2 separate regions of the Mus musculus genome follow, and region 1 is linked to region 2. A link is a loop called in an ENCODE intact Hi-C map of the cell type or tissue named here. Cell type or tissue: heart. All regions are shown on one strand. Each heading gives the region's core, and the rest is flanking DNA. Links, peaks and the distances in the headings are about the cores only.

Region 1 (11,047 bases), core at 1,028-9,027, 250 kb before region 2:
GTGGAAACTATTAGGACCAATTATAATGACCAGATCTGCTGCCACTGGGGAGGCAACATCCTGGGTCCTAAGTCTGTGGCTTGCATTGCTGAGCTGGAAAAGAAAAGGCTAAAGAACTTGCCACTACATTGGGTTAAATGTACACTAAGTTTTCTGTACATAGATATAATTTAAATAATAAAAAGAAAAAGGGAAAAGGAAATAAAAAGGAGATGCACCTAACCCTCAAGAGACTGGAGGCCCCAGAGAGTGGAGAGCTCTGGTAAGGTGGGGGCTGGGGTGGGGACATCTTCATAGAGGGGGTGGGGAGGTATGAGATGTGGAATAGTCAGAGGGTGGACCGGGAGGGGGATAAAAATCTGGAGTGTGAAAAAAAAAGAGTAAATTAAAATTTAAAAAAGAGAAGAGAAGAGAAGAGAAGAGAAGAGAAGAGAAGAGAAGAGAAGAGAAGAGAAGAGAAGAGAAAGAGCCAGGCATAGTGGCACATGAATTTATAATCCCAGCACTTGGGAGACAGAGGTAGGAGAATCTCTGGAGGTTCAAGGCCAGCCTGATCTACAAAGAGAGTCCAGGACAACCAGAGTTCTGTTACACAAAAAAAGCCATGTATCAAACAACAAGAGAGAGAGGGAAGGAGAGGAGAGGAGGGGAGAATAAAGAGGGCCTGGAGAGGTGGTTCAGAGGATAAGAGCACTGGCTACTCTTCCAGATGACCTGGGTTCAACTCCCAGCCCCCACAGGGCAGCTCACAACTGTCTGTAACTCCAGTTCCAGGGGATTCGACACCCTCACACAGACATACATGTAGGCAAAACAGCAAATGCACATAACATAAATAAACTTTTAAAAGGCTACTGAAAAAGAAAAAGAGGAAACATAGAAAGAGGGGGTGGGAGAGATGACTCAACAGTTACGAGTGCTTGCTGCTCTTCCAGAGCAATCGGGGTTAGTGTGCAGCACCCATGTGAACCATCTGTGACTACAGCTTCAAGGGAGCCAACATCCTCTTCCAACATCCATGGGCACCTTCATGCATACATACATACATACATATAAAAATAAATGTTTTAAGTAAGAGTAAGATAAGCCATAAACTGGGAAAACTTGCAAACCACATATCTGACAACAGACTCATGAATAAACTAGAAAAAGTCAATATTCAAGGTTTAAACTAATTGACTTATTCTCTTTGTTAATCTGTATACATCCATGTGTGTGTGAGTGTAAGTATGGCAAATGTATGTGGTACATACATGCATGGGTGTGTGGAGGTACACACCCATGCACTCACAGAAGCCAAAGGAGGATGGCAAGTGCTTCTGTTTTATTCTCAGGCAGTCTTTCACTACCAGACAGAAAAATCCGGCAATCCTCCTGTCTCCACCCCCACAGTGGGTGTGCAAAGCTCTAATGAGCTTCTTCCATGTGTGTTAGGAATTTGAACTCAGATCCTCCTGCTTGTGCGGCAGTGATCTTACCAAGGTCCAACATCGCTAGCAAAAGCAGTAAGACAACCCAAATAGAAGATGGATCAAACGTATACAGAGACATTTTACTAAAAAGGAGATACGGGTGTGAAATTATCATACATAAATATATTCAGTTAACCACCAAGTAAATGCACATTAAAAGCACGGTGAGCTATTCCTACACACTATTGCTAAAAATTCTGACTACAAATGTCACCCAAGATTTGTAGAAATTGAACCACTTATATGTGGTTAATGGGATGTAAAATGGTTGAGCCACTCTAGAAAAGATCTGTAACTTCTTGTAAAGCTAACACACACTTACTATAAGCCCAGAAATTGCACTGTTGTACATTTAACTCAAAGAAATGGATATCTGTTTACACACAAAAAAATGTAAAAATAAAAATTAGGGGCTAGAGATGGCCAAACCGTTTTAGTCAGTTCAGTTCCCAGCACCCACACCAGGTGGCACACAACCACCTCTGTAACTCCAGTTCCAGGGACTACAACTCTCTTCTGGCATCCAAAAGCCAGCACATATGTAGCATACACACAGAGAAACAAACCCACATACACTTTGAGGGGAAGTTAGAAAGACAGGCCTGCTCAGGGACAAACATCTGGATAAGAACTAAGAAAAATAGAAGGACTCAGGGGTTTTAATTTAAAACAACAACAAAGCAGCCTATCTAGACTCATGTCCCACCCCATCTAGACTCATGTCCCACCCCTCAGACTCTCACCTCCCAGTGTCCCCTCCCAGCTCCAAGGAAAGAGCCTGAGAGCCTTTTAGCTTCTGGAAAGCTTCCCACCCCCACCCCCACCCCCCCCCCCCGCATTCCAGTCCTTTTGTCTTTTCTGCTCACTCAGTCCTTTGCCTTTTCCCCCAAAATGAACTCAGCTAACACCAGGATCCCTGTTACAACATGAACAGACACAAAAAAGAACGTTAAACATTTAAAAGAATGACGCAGAGAAAGATTTTTCTGATAAGATAAAAACATGCAAAAATGCGTATGCTCCTGGTTCTTGTCCAATGATAAAAACACGACTCTTTGATCAAGCAGGGATTTAAACATCATGCTAACAATGCACATCTGAGAGACCTGAAAGAAGAATGTGGAGTATTAGGCAAAAGAGTGCCATTTAAAATATTTCCACGTGCATTATTATCTTATTGACGTAAGAAGCTCTGTGCCTGAGCTTAAAAATGCTATATGAAAGGTAGCAGAAAAGCCTTAGCCACTGGCTCAGGGTGGTGAGGATTCAAAACTGATTACTTAACTTTGATAGCATTTAGATATTTCAATCCCCAATGATGAATATAAACTGTTGCCATAATGAATTATGTCTCTGTATATGACAAAAAAATAATACGTGAATTTATCGGGCAAAAAAAAAAATTTCCTCTCAGGCTTCTAGCTTTAGCAATGGGGTAGATTGTGTGATTCATTCATTTATCAAACAATCTTTATTGAGAATATAAAACGTATTAGGTAGGCATTGTTCTTCGTGCTGAAGGTACAACAACGAGTAAATTGGGCAAACTTCCATATCCATATCCCTAAAGAAACTCCCAATCTCATGTGACAAAAAGAACAAAACTAAAGGAAACAGTGGTGAGGATATACATACATATATATTCATATATATATGAATATATACATACATATATATTCATATATATATGAATAAATTTTGAAATAATAATTTTGAGAATATCAAGAGATATCCACCTGGAGAAGGGAGGGGACAGCAGGGTGCAAGTCCATAAGGTACAGGCTGGATCATGACTGAAGATACAGACGTGGAAGCAGAGAAAATATAAAATGGCACCTCAGACCTCCTTTCCTGAGTCTGATCACGTCCCACTGCAGACACTTTACAGAGGAAGTGCTGAGGAAAAACAGGCAGCTGACAGGGGAGGTTGCTATGCAACAGATGAGGGAAGTCATCCAGCCTGGCAGAATTGATGTTGGCCCTTGGGGACAAAATGCTGCAGTCCTTCCTAGCATTAGCCTTCTTTCCTATGCAGGCTCCTCACAGGAGCTGACGCCACAATAAATGGGAAACGCGCTAAGGTCTGCCCGGGACTTGGGAAACGGATGGGTTTGGATTGAGTCATTTCGCATCTGTATGCCATCTTTCTGCGTTTGTTTCCCCAGCTGTCCTGGAAGCACAGCTGGCTGTGTGTCCTTGGGCACGACCCTCTTTGCGGGATTCCTGTTTTGGATAGTAGTGAGTAAACCAGGCTCAGAGAAGTCCACTAAAGTGTAGTGACTATATCTCAGGGGACTCACACAGCGAGGGACAGATAGGGCAGACACTCCTCCCGGAATTCTAAAGCCAAGGCCAGCTTCATTCTGCAAGAACAAGGCAGACACACCTGAATGCTCTGGCCGCTCCAGCAGTCACCAAGAAAGCCTGCGGTCTCGCTCCTGGAGACTGCCTACTAAGAGGAGCACAGAACGAACCTAAAGGGTCCCCACACATGCCAGGCCTCCTAGAACACAAGCCTTATTCCCATGGAACAAATATTGGGGAGAGGACAGCTTGTTATTCCAATAGAGGTTGAAGGAGTGCCCCTGTTCTCAGACTAGATTTTACACTCAGGAAAATCCAGGCCCCTCATGGATGGTTTTGTTTGTCTTTTAGATCAAGTCTCAGAGTTGCACAGCTGGCCTGGAACTCAGGGCTTTCCCTGAGTCCCCAGAGTGCTGGGATTACCAGCCTGCGCAGCGGTGCTGGGGCAGGTTCTGGCCTTTCTGTGTGGTACCAGCTCAATGCCCCGGGCTTCTGCATTAGCTACCTGGTGTGTTAAATGAGAATGTTGCACTCCATCCATCTCCCTAAAACAGCCTGCAAGAAAAACAAGCCCCAGGGCAGACCCCACAGCCCAACGCCTTTCCCTCACCTCTCTAACCCAGCCCTCAAAAAGGGTTTCGATGGGCAAAAACTGCCAAAAGGGCGAGAGAAAAAGCTCATTTTCTGAGTCCAGTGAGAGGAAACCTATAGATCCCCCCCCCCCCCGGGCGACCCTTGCTCCGGTATCTCTGCAATGGTTTTTTTTTTTTTTCTGGCCTTTAAGGTTTCTGCGTCGTAGAGTGGGTGAACTCAGCAGAGGCCTAGCATGTTTCGAAATAAGAGACCCCCGCGGGGGGCCTACCTACGGGGCTCTGCACACGGGGGTGGGCGGGAGCTGCGGACCTGGCTAGAGAGAGTTCGGGAAAAAGGGCGGGACTGAGCATAGACGCATTGCGGAGAAAGGTAGGGGGCTGGTGTGTCGGGCCAGGGGGTGGGACCGAAAGGCGCTGCGCATCTGTTGAAGGAGTGGATGCGTAAGGAGAAGGGGAGGAGGAACCTTTGTCCACTGTCAACCTGGTTGGCGGTGGGATAGTGTGCTGGCAAGGAGGCGGGCTCTCCTCCAAGTGCACATGCGCAACAATGGCTCTGGGATGAAGCTTTTGTTGGGAAAGCAAGCGGGACTCTTATTTGGACAGTGATCTGCTGCGCATGCGCGGCGCGTCCAGAGGCGGTGGGTGGTATATTAGGCGGAGAGGCGGGGTCGCCCGAGCTGCCGCGCTGGCATTTTCTCCTGGACGCGGAGAGAGTGCGGGTGCCGAGAGCCGGACAGAGCCATTCCCGATCCTCTTGAGTCGCGAAGAAGGAAACAGCGAAGGGATTGGGGTTCGGCCCTGAGGCAAGGTGAGGTTCGCCCCCAGACGGGGCATCTGCCCCCCTGGCGCGGCGTCCTTCCGCCATTCTTTTCTCCCAGTCCCTTCACCCTGGATTCGGAAGCCCCCTGCTCTGCCTGCTCCCGGATTCAGACCCTGCTCCCGACCCTTTTCTAATTTGAAACTCCGTCCGTCCCCCTGAATCTTTTCTCCAGTTCCCTCCCCGAATCCTATTTCCCGACCTTGATCCCGTTAGATGGTTCCTCTGAATTCAGAACCTTAATTCAACTTTTCGGACGCCCGTGTCTCCCCGCTCGCCGCCCTCCCTCCCCGCCCCCGTAAACTACCGCATCCACAGCTCCTCTCTGACTCCAAAACGGCAGCGCTGAAGCTTTTCCCTGGCCGCGTCTGAGATTGGAGATGGTCTAGCGGGACGACCGGTTACTTTTCCCGCTCCGCTTAGGCCTGGTTCTCCCCCCGGACTCGGCACCTCACCCGCCCCCAGAATCAAAGCACACACGCACACAGAATTCGGTCCTATGTCTTTTCCTTCTGTAGTGTAATGCCCAGCTCCTCTCTCCCACACCCCCCCCCTTAGGCTCTGCTCTTGCCAGGGAGACGAGAGCTATGGCTCAGAAACCGGACGGCGGTGCAGGCCTCCGCGGCTTCCAGGTGAGGACCCCGCTCCCAATTCCCCCATTTTTCCCCTGCTGACAGTTTACGCCCACCCCCGGCCCCTTAGGTCGCGCGAATGGCAGGATCTGATTTTGCCCTTCTTCCGGCCTAGACACCGCGGGCTCTCAGATTTCTAGCGTTTATCGAATGGGGGGGAGGGGCGGCCCTTTTCAGCCATCGGTCCCTGCTTAGAGAAAGGGGAGACCCTGTTAGTCAGGGCATTCTGCCCAGAGAATGCGGGTTGGGTAAGGAACCATTTTTTTTCCATAACCCTGACGCGTGTAGAGCAGTCTGTCGCCCCATCCCCCAACCTCTCGCCTCCACCCTCCCTTTCTCCACGCCGCGAGACTCCCCCTCCACCCTCTCGGCTTATCCTCCTTGATTCCTCCCTCCTCGGGTCTTGAGCTCCCCACCTCAAGCCTAACCAGTCCGTCTCTAAACCCATTTGGGGCTCAGAGCTTGCACCACATTCCGCACCAGCCCCTGCTGCCACAGACTGTCCCTCACCTTGCCCTGCCCCCTCTACCCTTAATTAAATTTTGTTCGCGCCCCGCCTCCCTTTGACCCGCCTCTGCCCCCACGTCTGAGTACTGTGACGCCTGTCTACAGCTCCCCTGCTGCGTTGCGCCGCGCCCCCCCCCTCCTCTGGTCTGCCATGTAAGGCTCAGAGATTGAAATGTTGCCCCTCCTGTGTTTGCAGGCTGAGGCCTCTGTTGAAGACAGCGCCTTGCTTGTGCAGACCTTGATGGAAGCCATCCAGATCTCCGAGGCTCCGCCCACCAGCCAGGCCACAGCAGCTGCCAGTGGGCCAAATGCTAGTCCCCAGAGTTCACAGCCCCCAACTGCCAATGAGAAGGCTGATACTGAGGTTTCAGCAGCTGCTGCCAGGCCTAAGACAGGCTTTAAGGCCCAGAATGCCACCACAAAGGGGCCAAATGATTACTCTCAGGCACGTAATGCCAAGGAGATGCCCAAGAATCAGTCTAAGGCGGCCTTTAAGTCACAGAATGGCACCCCTAAAGGTCCACATGCTGCCTCTGACTTTTCCCAGGCAGCACCCACAGGCAAATCAGCTAAAAAGTCTGAAATGGCCTTTAAGGGTCAGAATAGCACTAAGGCTGGCCCCGGTACCACCTACAATTTCCCTCAGTCTCCCAGTGCCAATGAGATGACCAACAACCAGCCTAAGACAGCTAAGGCTTGGAATGACACTACTAAGGTCCCTGGAGCTGATGCCCAGACCCAGAATGTAAATCAGGCCAAAATGGCTGACGTAGGGACCAGCGCAGGTATCTCTGAAGCTGATGGTGCAGCAGCCCAGACATCAGCAGATGGCTCCCAGACTCAGAACGTGGAGTCCCGGACTATAATTCGGGGCAAGAGGACCCGCAAGGTGAGATCCCAGCTAGCTTCCCTTTGCTTTGGGCTCTCTCCTTTCTTCCAATTTCCTTGGCTCCAAACACAATAAAGGGCATGGATTTATCTGTATTTTGGCACAGTTGTAGGGGGTGCTAAGGTAACTATTATTCCTGAGCCCAGGTTGTCCACAGGCTGATGATGAGTTGATACAAGGACACAGGCAATATGTGTGTAGGCCATCTTACATTTTGACATTAAACACCATGTCTTAAGCTAGGCAGGCTCACACAGAATCAATTAGATCTTGAAGATGTACCTCACTCTCTAGAGAGAACAGAGTCAGGAAGAAACGAGTTCAGGGTGAAACCAAGCACTGTCCGTAGTCACACAGGAAAAGGAGAAATCTAGGTCCCACTTTCTGTTTGTTTGTTTGTTTTTTCCTTTGTCTGGTTTGGAGATGAAACGCCTGTCTGAAAGACAAAGAGAATCAAAGTGACCAGTGGCTAGTGAGGTGTAGGTGAAGATTCCTAGGTACTTCCTAAGATAGCAACTGGGAGGACCCAGGATTAATAGTGACCCTGAAATTTTCTTCTCTCTAATTATACAGGTTAATAACTTGAATGTGGAAGAGAACAACAGTGGGGATCAAAGGCGTGCCTCACTGGCCTCAGGGAACTGGAGGTCTGCTCCGGTTCCAGTGACCACTCAGCAGAACCCACCTGGAGCACCCCCTAATGTGGTGTGGCAGACACCACTGGCTTGGCAGAACCCATCAGGCTGGCAAAACCAGACAGCCAGGCAGACCCCACCAGCAGCACGTCAGAGTCCCCCAGCTAGGCAGACACCATCAGCTTGGCAGAACCCAGTTGCATGGCAGAATCCAGTGATCTGGCCTAACCCAGTGATCTGGCAGAATCCAGTGATCTGGCCAAACCCCATTGTCTGGCCTGGCCCAATTGTCTGGCCAAACCCAATGGCCTGGCAGAGTACACCTGGATGGCAGAGCCCACCCAGCTGGCAGGCTCCACCTAGTTGGCAGAGCCCTCAAGATTGGCAGGGCCCTCCAGATTGGCAGGTACCACCTGACTGGTCAATGCCTCCTGACTGGTCCTTTCCCTCCGACTGGCCTTTTCCACCTGACTGGATCCCCGCCGACTGGCCAATTCCACCTGACTGGCAGAACTTACGACCCTCACCTAATCTGAGATCCTCCTCCAACTCTCGTGCCTCACAGAACCAGGGTCCTCCACAGCCCCGAGATGTGGCCCTTCTTCAGGAAAGAGTAAGTGCTGTGCCTCTCCACTTAGTTTACTGCAGTCCTTCCATTTATAACCGGCGGCCACGTTTTCTACAAACATCATTTTAATTACTTCTCCCCAGGCAAATAAGTTGGTCAAGTACCTGATGCTTAAAGACTACACGAAGGTGCCCATCAAGCGCTCAGGTAGGTCGTTCTGTCCTTGATGTCCTTGATAGGGGCATCTTTTGCTTATTCTGTCCCCTCCCTCCCATAGCTGCTGATTGTACTTGAGAAGAACCTGACTGGGCTACCCTCAGCAGGGCTGGCACAGGGGCTGGCACTGGACGGTCCAGCTCACTCCAGGTGCTTCCCTTCTCTCCTACAGAAATGCTGAGGGATATCATCCGAGAATACACTGATGTCTATCCAGAAATCATTGAGCGCGCATGCTTTGTCCTGGAGAAGGTAAAGAGTCAGACCTGAGAAACAAGAATGATGGCAAGGACAGGGCTTACAGGGCTGTGACTGCCTGCCTATTGGTAGGTTATCCTAACTGCCGTCATTGATCGGTTTTCTTCTGTAGAAATTTGGAATCCAGCTGAAGGAAATCGACAAAGAAGAGCATCTGTATATTCTCATCAGTACCCCTGAGTCCCTGGCTGGCATACTGGGAACGTAAGATGGGAAAGGAGATGGAGTATGGTCTTTCTAAGTGATGCTTTTTTCCCCTAAGAGTCTCAGTATTCAGTCACATAGGAGGTCATGGGCAGAGTGGGGGCATAATGATCTCTGCTGAGGAATACTGGAGAAGCTAAATTGGTAAGCTTGTGGGGTTTTTCATGCAGATGGCTGCTGGGTATGTATATATCTATATTCTTTTTATACTCCTCTAGGACCAAAGACACACCGAAGCTTGGCCTCCTCTTAGTGATTCTGGGCATTATCTTCATGAATGGCAACCGTGCCACCGAGGGTAAGTGACTGACCTTGGAGCTGGGGCTTGGCTACAGTCTGATTTCCATGCTCACTTTCCATGCCTTGTCTCCTCTTGCCTCCTATCACAGCCGTCCTCTGGGAAGCACTGCGCAAGATGGGACTACGTCCTGGGTATGATTGGGCTCTTTCATCTCAAGTATCATTTAGCAGCAGGGATGCTACCAGAATTGCATTAACCTGGTGGTCTTGGGGGAGTCTAAATTATGGTGTAGAGAGATAGGAAAACAATCTTTAACTCTCTCCTTTACTTCTCTTCAGGCAAATTCTCTGATTGTCGTTTTCCTTTTTACCATCAGGGTGAGACATCCCCTCCTTGGTGACCTGAGAAAACTTCTTACTTACGAGTTTGTAAAGCAGAAGTAAGTGGTTCTTGTAATTCTGACTGCTTGATCTGTGTCAGAAAAGGTTCTCTAAACGTGACTTGCAGCGCACCTGTGTCGGTTCCCAGAATTACTCAGAAGTGTTTACTGAAGATACTCTCGGAGGTAGACTGTTTCTACAGCATGGTTCTAAGAAAGGCCTGTCCACTCTTCCCATAGTACACAGTCTCAGATTGTAAAATCCTGAGGCAACAACTTTAGCATAGTATGGGTTTTTTGTTGTGTTTGTTTGTTTGTTTGTTTGTTTTGCAGACTGCCCATAAACACACTCTTATTTTTCTCAGATACCTGGACTATAGACGAGTGCCCAACAGCAACCCTCCTGAGTATGAGTTCCTCTGGGGCCTCCGCTCCTACCATGAGACTAGCAAGATGAAAGTGCTGAGATTCATTGCAGAGGTAATGGAGGAATCGAGGATAGATTAACCTGTGTAAAAAGGCTGGGGGTAATGGTGTGTTTTTGCAGTCCAGTGCTGGGGAGGTGGAAATGGTGCCTCACAGGGGCTCACGTTCAGCCTGCTTGTTAAGAGACCCTATCTCAAATAATAAGGTGGATGGTACCTGAGGAACAACACCCAAGGTTGGCTTCTATCCTGCACATGTATGTGTACATACATAGCAACACACAAGAAAAACTCAGCTCAGCAATGTATAGATATACACTAGTCATTAACTTATAGACATTCTGCTGCATAATAGATACCCAGGGCTTACTCATTACATCTAGCTGAACTTCATACACTTTAATGAATATGTCCCTATTTCTTGTCCCACTTAAACCCCTGGCAACCACCGTTCTAATCTACTCCTATGAGTCTAGTTTAGATTGTCCACTTATCAATAAAATTACATTACTTGTCTCTGTATTGTCTTGCTTACTATAATGTCCTTCAGCTTCACTCATATGGTCACAAATAGTAGGATTTTCATTTTTAAAGGCTGAATAGTATTCCATTATATATAGTACAGTATTTTCTTTTTGCATCCCTCTTACTGATTATGGTCTTGTTTTTATTTCTCATTGTAGGTTCAGAAGAGAGACCCTCGTGACTGGACTGCACAGTTCATGGAAGCTGCAGATGAAGCCTTGGATGCTCTGGATGCTGCTGCAGCTGAGGCAGAGGCCCGGGCTGAAGCGAGAAACCGCATGGGAATTGGAGATGAGGCTGTGTCTGGTCCCTGGAGCTGGGATGACATTGAGTTTGAGCTGCTGACCTGGGATGAGGAAGGAGATTTTGGAGATCCTTGGTC
Region 2 (11,047 bases), core at 2,125-10,124:
TTTCTCCTGGTTGTTTATGCTACAGAGAAGTATGTCAAGGCAAGTATCTCTGCTTCCTTGGAGCCGAGTACTTGGTAGTTTGGGCTCCACCTGCCTTAGTCTGCACACTAGCTCCCTAACTCACTGGCCATGTAATGTTAGAGCAGCTGTTTGAGCCCTCTCATCTTGTCTGCCATCCCTGGATACAACACAGTGGAAGAGGAGAACCAACTTCGCCAAGTTGTCCTGTGACCTCCACATTTGTACACATATATAAATCAAATGTAAAAGGTGGACACGTGTGTAGGCCAGAGGACAACTTGCAGGAGCCATTTCTTCTGCCCTGTGTGTCCTGTGCATTGAACTCATGTCAGGCAAGCACTGAGTCAATCTCACTGGCCCATTAAAAATAATTTTTAAATGGTTGCCAAATGTAGATATGTGTAGGTTAGTTAGGTCTTCCTGGGGTGTCAAGCTTTTCATTCTGCAGATAGCATTTTCTGAAGCTCAGAAAATGTAACTACCTTCTTTGTATCTGCCATCTTTGCTGCTCTGACCTAGAACAGCAAGTGCCCCTATCTATACAGGCGCCAGCGCTGTAGTCTCGGTGTGGCTCATCTCTTTCATAATTCTCTCTCTTCTACCCCAGAAAGCTGCGGGTCCTCGGGGCCTGGCCTTGGGCGAAAGTAATTATCCCTGGACTGGTGGACTCTGTTTGCTTGGGTCCAACATTCCTGAGTCTCTGTGGCTTAGGTGAGGAAGATAAGCTGCCCGAAGGCCACCTGAGGGAAGGGGTTCTGGTCAATTTTCTGACTCCCATTATCTCTGTAGCAGCAGCTGTCAGCAGGTAAGTGCAATGTGTGACAGGTAAGTGCAATGTGTGACTCACTAGTGACAGGACTCCATGCTTGGGTGGGGTAGGAAGGATCCCAGAACCAGGTGCTGCTGCTTGAAGCAGCTGCCGCAAGCTGGGGCCTCTCTGTGGGAGCTGGCTACAAGGGCAGACCCACCCTTAGGTCCTAGACCTGGACCCTCTCTGCGTTGAAGGAAGCATGGTTACAGCAGCCCACCACTGTGTGAGCATCTAAGTGTGCGAAGCTCTGCTCGGGAGCCCAGGCTCCACTTGACGTTCTATTCCTAATCCTTGTTTTTCTACCCAGTTATCTCATGGTAAAATCTCCAAATGCCTCCACACACCAAATCATGGATCTCTCTCTCTCTCTCTCTCTCTCTCTCTCTCTCTCTTTCTCTCTCTCTCTCTCTCTCTCTCTCAATTTTCATGTGAACTACCCCCGACAAACCCCAACATAGTGGTATTATCACAACGCTCAGTTGCCAAGCACCTAGGACTCTTGTACATGATTGAGACTTCACTGGAACCTCACCTCTCTTTGAGTACTGTCCAGGGCTTCCCTCACTTTCATAGGAATTCCCAAACTTCTACAGCTCTGTTTGTTCTATACATGAGAATCCCAGATTTGAATACCTTCCAAGATTTAACATACAAGCCATCGTTCCTACTGACCAACCCGGTCTACTTTCCTTCATGGGTATGGGGTCAATATTAGCCAACAAGAAGAGTGTGTCCATGCCCAGCAGTGGTCACTGTGCAGCACTGGCCTGATTGATCTCATCTTAAACCCACCATAATTCCCTGAGGTAGGTTCCAAGAATCCCACCTAGCAGATGAGAAGACTCAGGATGGACAAATAAATGAGATCTTTCTTTTTAGGAGAGTAGTATTTAAAAAAAAAATCAAATCACTTGTAGTGTGATGGGGAACAAGGAGATGTGTTCCACTGTTTTGTGTTACTCCCCTTCCCACTCCTGCCTCAAACACTTAAGATAATCCACTTAGAAAAAATTTACTTCACTTTATGGCCTCAGAGGTTCCCATCTATGACCAAGTAGTTCTGATGCTTTGAGGGTCTGCCAGGAAACAGCTTGCAGCCACAAAGTAAACAAGGGGAAAAGAGAGCAAGAAGGATCCCACAAGTCCTGCTGAGGCAAGCCCCTCAATAACCTAACCCTCAGAGGCAGGTGGATTTCTGAGTTCGAGGCCAGTCTGGTCTATAAAGTGAGTTCCAGGACAGCCAGGGCTACACAGAGAAACCCTGTCTCGAAAAACCAAAAAACCAAAAAACCAACAACAAAAACAAAACAAAACAACCCTAACCCTCTCTTAGCAGGCCCCACCTCTGAAAGGGTCCACTGCCCCCCAAGGGCCCCATGCTGCTGAGCAAACCTTACTTTTGGACAATATTCCAGACCCAAACTAAACCACTTTTGTAGCTGAGTATAAACCTTGAACTGACCTCCTGCCTCAACCTTCTGAGTGCTAGGATTATACGTATGATTTACATGGAGCTGGGGATCAAAGCCCGAGCTTCATGCATGTAAATACTCCACCAGTTGAGCTACATCCGTGGGCCTGGCAATCAGGATTTTATTCTGTAGCTCTGGTTGGCCTTGACTCACAGAAATCTGCCCTTTTCTCTCTAGTGCTAGGATTAAAAGCGTTCAGCGCCAAGCCCATCCCCAGCAGTCTTTTAAAGCTATGAAGTAGTTTTGGCTTTCTCTTCTGGCTCTAAAAGGAAATACTTTGCAGAAATAGTTTCCGAGTCTTCCAGGTTGTTTCTAGTTCCATGCTGACAGACACTGCTTCCAGCCCCCATTTTCACTGCTAATGCACTTTTCCTTAATCGTGACTCTGTCGTCTGGTGGTAATTCCTACTTCTCAACTGCTGTAGCCCAGAAGCCAGTGGTAGTGTGAGGAACAGTCTCTGTACCTCTCAGTGAGTTGTGAAAGAAGCCACTACATGCTACAGTGTAGACCTCTCACTCTCTGTCTGGCTCATCATTGTGTTTAGTTCTAAAAGGTGGTAGGCAGGGCTGGAAAGTTGGCTCAGCAGATAAGAGCATTTGCGGCTCTTACAGTGAACCCTAGGTTCAAATCCCAGCATCCACATGGTGGCTCACAACCATCTGTAACTCCAGTTCCAGGGGATCTGTTGTTCCTGTCTGACCTGTGTGGGCACCAAGCACACATATATGCAAAGGAAACACTCACATATAAAATGAATAGGAAACACATATAAAATGAATAAACTCTAACTGCACCCCCACACACACAAAAAAAGAAACTAAGAAAGAGTGTGGCTCTCAGTGTGGCTCCTGGAACCACACTCAAAATGTTAGGCCTCTGCCCAGGGAAGACCCAAGTCTGAACAGAACGAAGTTGTTGGAGTCAGAATGACGAAGCTTACAAAACATTCCCTCCACTCTTCTCTTGCATAAAGCACTCGAGAACGTGAAGTGTGGGTCTCTGTTTCTGTCTAACTCCACTGGCCATCAGATTCATTTCAAGGCTGCTCGTGGTTTCACATGGTTTTCTGTCAATCTCACTATTTTCATGGGTTTTGCATCTTTTCCTCTAAGCTCATAGAATACTTTAGTTAAAATTATGAAGTGTTTTACTGGGGGTTGAAAAGTCCAATTTTCCTTGTATTTTTTTTTTAACAAAGTCATCTGTAGCTTCAGGATACTCATAAATACATACCGCTTTGTTGTTGTTGACACCTGCTCCCGTAGTCCTTTTAGTGAGGAATTCATCATTCCCAAAGCAATCCATACGCTTCTCCACTCACATCTACCCGTGCAGTTTCCTCTGGCACAAACCCTCTTCATTTTTGGCCATTAGCAATTCAAGAACGGGATATGTTCAACCCGCTACCTTGTTTTGAGCTTGGGGGACACTGACTCCATTCTTTTTATTAGTTGTTTTATTGATTTACATGTGGAATGTTGTCCCCCTTCCTGGTTTTCCTTCCACAAACCTCCCCCCATCCCATCCCCCATCCCCCTGCTTCTATGAGGGTGCTCCTCCACCTACCTACCCATTCCCACCTCACCGCTCGTGCCTCCTCCTATGCTGGGGCATCGAGCCTCCACAGGACCAAGGGCCTCCCCTCCCATTGATGGCCGACTAGGCCATTCTCTGCTACATATGCAGCTGGAGCCATGGGTCCCTTCATGTGTACTCTTTAGTTGTTGGTTTAGTCCCTGGGAGCTCTGGGGGTACTGGTTGGTTGATATTGTTGTTCCTCCTATGGGGCTGCAAACCCCTTCAGCTCCTCCAGTCCTTGCCCTAGCTCTTCCATTGGGGTCCTCAGGCCCAGTCTAATGACTGGCTGTGAGCATCTCCATCTGTATTTGTCAGACACTGGCAGAGCCTCTCAGGAGACAGCCATACCAGGCTCCTGTCAGCAAGCACTTCTTGGCATCAGCAATAGTGTCTGGGTTTGATGTCTGTGGACAGAATGGATCCCCAGGTGAGGGCAGTCCCCAGATGGCCCTTCCTTCAGTCTCCGCTCCATATTTTGTCCCTGTCTTTCCTTCTGACAGGAACATTTCTGGGTTAAGAATTTTGAGATGGGTGGGTGGCCCCATCCCTCAAATGGGGGCAATGTCTATCTACTGGAGGTGGTCTCTACAGGTTCTATCTCTCCTTTGTTGGTTATTTCAGCTAAAGTCATCCCTGTTGGGTCCTGGTAATGTCTCGCTTCTGGGACTTTATAGTGGCTACCCCCAGTTCCCCATCTCCCACTGCTACACACCTCTGTTCAATTTCCTGACCCTCTGTACTTCTCTCCTGTCTCTTCCCAAACCTGATCTTGCCCCCCTTATTCCCTCCCCCGCCTCTCTCCCTCCCAGGTCCCTCCCTCCCTCTGCCTTCTGTGATTATTTTGTTCCCACTTTTACATAGGATTGGAGCATCCAACTTTGGTCTTCCTTCTTCTTAAGCTTCATATGGTCTGTGAGTTGTACTGTACATTTTTGTTGCCCTGGCTAGCCTAAAACTCTCTATGTAGACTATGTTGATCCCTGAACTCAGAGATCTGACTGCCTCTTCTGTCAGGGTGCTGGAATTAAAGGGCATATGCCACCACACCCAGCCTGACTACATTTTTATGAGTACAACCAGTTTAACTTCAATTTTAACAATACGATGAATTTATTTTTGGCATAGGATCTTGCAGTGTAGGCCAGGCTAGCCTCAAAGTAGTAATCCTCCTGCCTCAGATCTTAAGTGCTGGGATTACAGGATGTGTACCACCATACTAAGCTTCAGTCTGGATAAATTTTATAAAGAATATATTTCTTTTGAAAGAAATGGGGGCACACACCTTTAATCACAGCCCTTGGAAGGCAGGGACAGGCAGATCTCTGTGAGTGAAGGTTAGTCTGATCTACATAGCAAGTTCCCAGTCCAGCTAGAGCTACCTAGTGAGACCCTGTCTCAAAAAAAAAAAAAAAAAAAAAAAAAAAAAAAAAAAAAACCAAAAACAAAAGAATGTATTTCTCAGGCCGGAGTGGATGGGTGGGTGGGGGAGCACCCTCATAGAAGCAGTGGGGATAGGATGGGGGTTTGCAGAGGGGAAACCAGGAAGGGGAATAACATTTGAAATGCAAATAAATAAAATAACCAGTAATAAAAAGAATATATTTCTCTGTACAAATTCAAATCCACTTAATTGGTTTAATATCAGTTTCCTTCTAATATAGTGCAAGTAAACTATTTCTAGTATTTTTGTATCTTTTAAACTTTTACTGACATTATTTTAATCTGTAAAATTCCTGTTCCTATAAATGTTACCAAATTGAACCTGGCATGCTGGTTTACACACTGACTATCCACAGAGCCAAGAAGAGTTCCAGGATAGTCAGAGCCACACAGAGGAACCTTGTCTCCAAAACAAAACAAAAACAAAAACAAACAAACAAACAAAACGAAACAAAAAACGACTGGCTGGGGAGATGGCTCATTGACTGCTCTTTCAGAGGTCCTGAGTTTAATTCCCAGCAACCTCACAACCATCTAAAGGGATCTGGTGCCCTCTTCTGGTTTGTCTGAGTATAGCTACAGTGTACTCATACCCATACAATAAATAAGAAAAAAATCTTTTTTAAAAAAACAAAACAAAACAGAAGCAAAACAAAACAAAACAAAACAAAACCTGCCCACATAATTTATTTTTACAATTTTTAAATTTAGAACAGGGTTTCTCTCCATGTAGCACTGACTTTCCTCAACTTGCTGTTTAAGTGAGGTTGTTGAACAACAGTGGTCAACCTGCCTCTGCTTCCCAGATGCTGGGAGTAAAAGCATATGTCACCACACTTGGCTATTTTTTTTAACCATTTGTTAAACGTATTATGAGTGAGCTAGTTTACTGTCTCTATTATAATTTTCTGTATTTGAAAAATCTCATCAGCCTAAATTTTGTCAGAACGTGAGTGATTTTTGACAAAATGCAACAGAAAGCAACAGTGCTCTCATACCTCTGTACATCTAGCCTTACCTGCAACTTTCCACTTACGGCTGTCCCAGCCCACAGCGCAGACCTCAAGTTCTGGGTAGCTATAGTCCCTGGGAACCACCACTCATGGAAATTGGAGGAAAAACCCCTCCGGCTTCCTAGTCTCAGATGGGACGACGCTGAGATGCATTCTATACCTGACTTCTTGTTCCCAAGGAGAGAGGACTGATTTCAGTTGTCCCAAACAGATAATGGTTTTTGATTGATTGATTGATTGATTGATTGATTTGGGGATTTTTGAGCCAGGGTTTCTCTGTATATCCCTAGCTGTCCTGGGATCTGTTCTCAGGCTGGCCTCAAACTCACAGAGTTCACACTATGGGAAACATACCCCTGTACTGAGATGAATACATAACATTTTAAATGTTATTTGTATGTGTGTACATGTACATGCTGGTGTATGCAGTTGTGAGCATTCATGCAGAGATCACAAGAGGATGTCAGGTGGCCTCCCAGATTACCTTCTGCCTATTCCTTTGAAATGGTGTTTCTCCCTAAGTGTAGGGCTTGCATTTCTTGGCTAGGCCCCCAGAGAGCCTGCTGTCTCTGGCTCTGTCACAGATGACATTACAGGGATGCACAGAACGCTTGGGTTATAATGTGGGTTCTCAGATCCAAATTCCAGTCCTCAGGATTGTGAAACACACTCTCTTGAGGACTCATCTCTCCAACACCTCTGATTCCATCTTCTGACCCACCCTCCAACCTTTCCTTCCTAGAATGGTCCCTCAAACTAATCATACTTAAATTCTCTTTTCAGGGGAATTCCAAACTAAGATTACAAATGCAGTTCTATAGTTTTTGCCACTGTCAGTTTAACTTTTATTATTTGAAAATGGTATACATGCTTACAATGTATTTTGGCTGTATCTTACAATGTCACTTTTATTGTTTTTACCAACTCTGCAATATTTTCCATTGTCAACTGCTTTTTTTTCTTTTTTAATTCATGAGTCCAGGCATTGTTTTCATTCAGAACCAATTTTGCCAGGCACTATCTCATGTTATTTCTGCTGGCTGTAGAATACAACAGAGTCAAAGATGGAAATGTTCAGTAAGCAGGTTAAAGTCATAGGCTGGGTCGGGGTGAAGGCCTTGGTCAGAGCATCCTGCCTCGTGTGGCCTCCCCATGCATTTTTGTCTTTCCTCCCTCGGCACCTTCCCCCCTCCTGTATCCTTCCTATTTAATCTACATGACCTAGTAAAAAGTCAGTCTTGCCTGACAAGTGCAAAGTCAGCTCTTCCATCAAATTGGTCCTTGTCTTCCTCGACGGTGAACACAACTCCTGAACTCCCATCACAGGCTACTTTTCCCTCTGGCATTTTTTATTTTCAGCGATTTTTTTTAGCTGTTTACATTCCCTCATTAGCAAAGTGGATCTTACTTGGTTTGTGGTGGCATGTGTTTTACTGGGACCTGCTCCTGCTGGACAAGTGCTTTACCACTGAACCATGTCTCCAGTTCTTTTTGATTTTTGAGGCAGAATCTCACTAGGTTGCCCAAACAAGGCTTTGAACATACAGTTCTTCTGTCTCCGCTAGTAACTGAGCTCACAGACCTGCACCATCACAGTTGCCCTCTCCCCCAAGCTGACTTTGCTCCTGCTGACATCCACACAGCAGCTATTCAGTGAGGGTTTAAAAGGTAAGCTGATGGATGGGTCACACGGTCCCTAATGGAGGAGCTAGAGAAATTACCCAAGGAGCTAAAGGGATCTGCAACCCTATAGGTGGAACAACAATATGAACTAACCAGTACCCGGGAGCTCTTGTCTTTAGCTGCATATGTATCAAAAGATGGCCTAGTCGGCCATCACTGCAAAGAGAGGCCCATTGGACTTGCAAACTTTATATGCCCCAGTACAGGGGAACGCCAGGGCCAAAAAGGGGGAGTGGGTGGGTAGGGGATTGGGGGTGGGTGGGTATGGGGGACCTTTGGGATAGCATTGAAAATGTAAACGAGGAAAATACCTAATAAAAAAATTTTTTTAAAAGAAAAGAAAAGAAAATTAGAGAAATATCAAGGGCTATAGACTTGTCTTGCCATTCTTGCTTGGAGTATAGACAAAAATTACTATAGATGGCATGAGATTTCAAGATGCTTATATACACAAATTCCTGCTTGGAATGGTGGCCTTAACCTGACATTTAGAAATTTTGTTTTCTGGGCTGGTGAGATGGCTCAGTGGGTTAGAGCACCCGACTGCTCTTCCGATGGTCCAGAGTTCAAATCCCAGCAACCACATGGTGGCTCACAACCATCCGTAACAAGATCTGACTCCCTCTTCTGGAGTGTCTGAAGACAGCTACAGTGTACTTACATATAATAAATAAATAAATCTTTAAAAAAAAAAAAGAAATTTTGTTTTCAGGAAGCTAGAAAGAATGAGTTTTATCCCAGAAATTATGCTTCATGTTAAACTCCTGGTTATCTGGAATCTAGAATTCTAATATATGCTTGTCAGAGATCATGTGATGGTTTGTATATGCTTGGCCCAGGAAATGGCACTATTAGCTGGTATGGCCTTGGTTGAGTACATGAGTCACTGTGGGCGTGGGCTTTAAGACCACCCAGTCTTCTCCTAGTTCCATTTGGAACAAGATGTAGAACTCTAAATTTCTCCAGCCCCATGTCTGCCTGGACAATGTCATGTTCTTGCTTTGATGATAATGGACTGAACCTCTGAATCTGTAAGCTAATCCCAAATAAATGCTGTCCTTTATAAAAAATAAAAAATAAAAAAAAAGGTAAGCTGAGGATGTGGCTCTGTGGATCAAGTGGTGCAAATGTGAAAATTGAGAGGATTAGAGTTTGGGTTCCCAGAATCCATATAAATGTCTAGTGGATGCAGCCAGCCACCTATATTCCAGGCCTTTGAAGGCAGAGACAAGGTATTCCAGAGCAAGCTAGATAGATAGACTAGCTGTATGGGCCAGCTCTGGATGTAACTGAGAGAGTCTGCCTCAATGAGTAAGGTGGAACTTGAGAAAGACTGCTACCATCACCCTTAGGCCTCCTAATGCGTTTGCACACGCACCCCCAAATATATCTGCACAGCCATTTAAAAGCTGAGTGTATGCTTTCATTAGAGCAGAGAGCCCTACAAAGAATTATCTTGATTTGCAGATGAGTAGAATGTTAAGTTAGCTTTTGAGTAAGTTTCCTCTGGAACCTTTAAAGTATACCATACCTTTAACAGTGTCTTCATCTGCTTCCTTCTCTCACAACTACTTGACGCTTAATCATTTTGCTTCACCAGGATATGCCCCATCCCTTTGGGTTTTCTCTAGGCAGTTTGCTTTCCACAGTTAGTGAAATGCAACTGTGTAATTATTAAAAATTGCCTCAATAGGGGGATGGAGAGATGGCCCAGTGCTTAAGAACACTTGCTGCTTTTGTAGAGGATCCAGGTTTGGTTTTCGGTACCCACGTTAGCTCACAGTTATCAGGACATCCAACATCCTCTTCTGGCTTTGGTGAACATCAGGTACACACATAGTACACATGCATGCATGCAGGCAGGCAACCGTTAGTGCAGATAAATCTTTTTTTTTAATTGCCTCAGTAACTGAAGATATTTTGGACATTGTCTGAAATAGTGTACTCAAATGTGATAAAGCATAAAGAATCATTCCAAGTCCCATAGTGGCAGGCTGGAGAAAGAACTCATCAGTTAAGCTCTTCCAGAGGATTCGGGTTTGATTCTCAGCACCCGCATGGGAGCTCACAACTGCCTGACCTCCACAGGCATCAAGCATGCACATGGTGCACGAATAGACATGCAGACATAACACCCACAAACATAAGATTTAAATAAAAGCAACAAAACTCCCTAACACAGCCAGCCAGGGTGACACCATATACCTGCAATCCTAGAACGTGGAAGGCTGGAGCAGGAGGGTCTCAAGTTCAAGGCCATTTTGGGTGGCGTGGTGCAAGGCCAACCTGGACTAGTGTGGCCCTGTCTTAGAAAAAAAAAAAAGGAGAAAAAAAAGGAAAAAGAGAAAGAGGCCTGGGTTGGTGACAGGCTCACATCTTTAATATCAGGAGTCAGAGGCAGGCAAATCTCTATGAATTTCAGGCCAGTTCTACATAGTGGGGCCCTGTCTCAAAATAAAGGTGGGGTTAGGGAAGGAAAGAGAGGGAGGAAGGAGAGAAATGAAACTAGAATTAGAATCAAGATACATTTTCATCTATTTGGTATCTAATTTTTTTTGAAGTATAACAATCTGTACCAGTGAGCAGTCAAGTCATGCCCAATACTAATGTGTATAACACTCCACAAATTGTTGGAGCCAAATCCAGCAATATTTGTAACAGACTTTGAGCACTTCGTTTGGGGGCATAAAGATATGGCTAAGTGATAAAATTCTTACTGAGTATACATAAGGCCCTGAGTTTGATGCCCTGCATCACAAAACATAAATAAATAGGATGCTCTAAATTTCATTTTCAGAAAATTAGAGAAATACTCAGAAGTTTGGATGCATTAAGTATATACAAAAATAAAAAGAACTTTAAATTTATGACACTTACATGGAATTATGCACATGCCATGGGACACAAACCATGCCCTGTAAATGTCAAAGGACAAACTATAAGGTTAGTTCTCTTTTGACCATGTGGGAGCCAGGGCTCAAACTTAGGTTGTCGGACTCAGGGCAGCAAGCACTTTCAACCTAAGCCA

What was found. Hi-C counts contacts between places; a loop is a spot of excess contacts. Peaks named below come from ENCODE experiments on the same cell type or tissue, not always from the same donor. Only the 100,000 strongest peaks of a DNase experiment are listed, where the experiment ranks them.
Region 1: it touches region 2 in a loop (11-fold over the local background); 15 of 42 quality-filtered maps call a loop at or near these places.

Annotation. Positions count from the first base shown.
Region 1 is chrX:94,536,022-94,547,068 of GRCm38, reverse strand. It overlaps Maged1 (melanoma antigen, family D, 1), which reads left to right and starts at 5,044. Exons shown (of 13, transcript NM_019791.3): 1 at 5,044-5,177; 2 at 5,745-5,818; 3 at 6,522-7,214; 4 at 7,788-8,462; 5 at 8,561-8,624; 6 at 8,806-8,885; 7 at 9,004-9,095; 8 at 9,314-9,393; 9 at 9,485-9,527; 10 at 9,713-9,775; 11 at 10,081-10,195; 12 at 10,824-11,047. The coding sequence starts at 5,774. It also overlaps the pseudogene Gm9005. In heart, for the core only: a CTCF peak has its summit at 1,940 (motif pointing right); DNase peaks (open chromatin) are centred at 4,918, 6,218 and 6,498; H3K4me3 peaks cover 3,359 bases; H3K27ac peaks cover 2,964 bases; H3K27me3 peaks cover 639 bases.
Region 2 is chrX:94,283,943-94,294,989 of GRCm38, reverse strand. No RefSeq gene overlaps it. Among named protein-coding and RNA genes, the nearest start is that of Mir7673, 15 kb to the right of the region's middle. In heart, for the core only: a CTCF peak has its summit at 5,890 (motif pointing left); no DNase peak of the experiment used is centred there; H3K27me3 peaks cover 3,888 bases.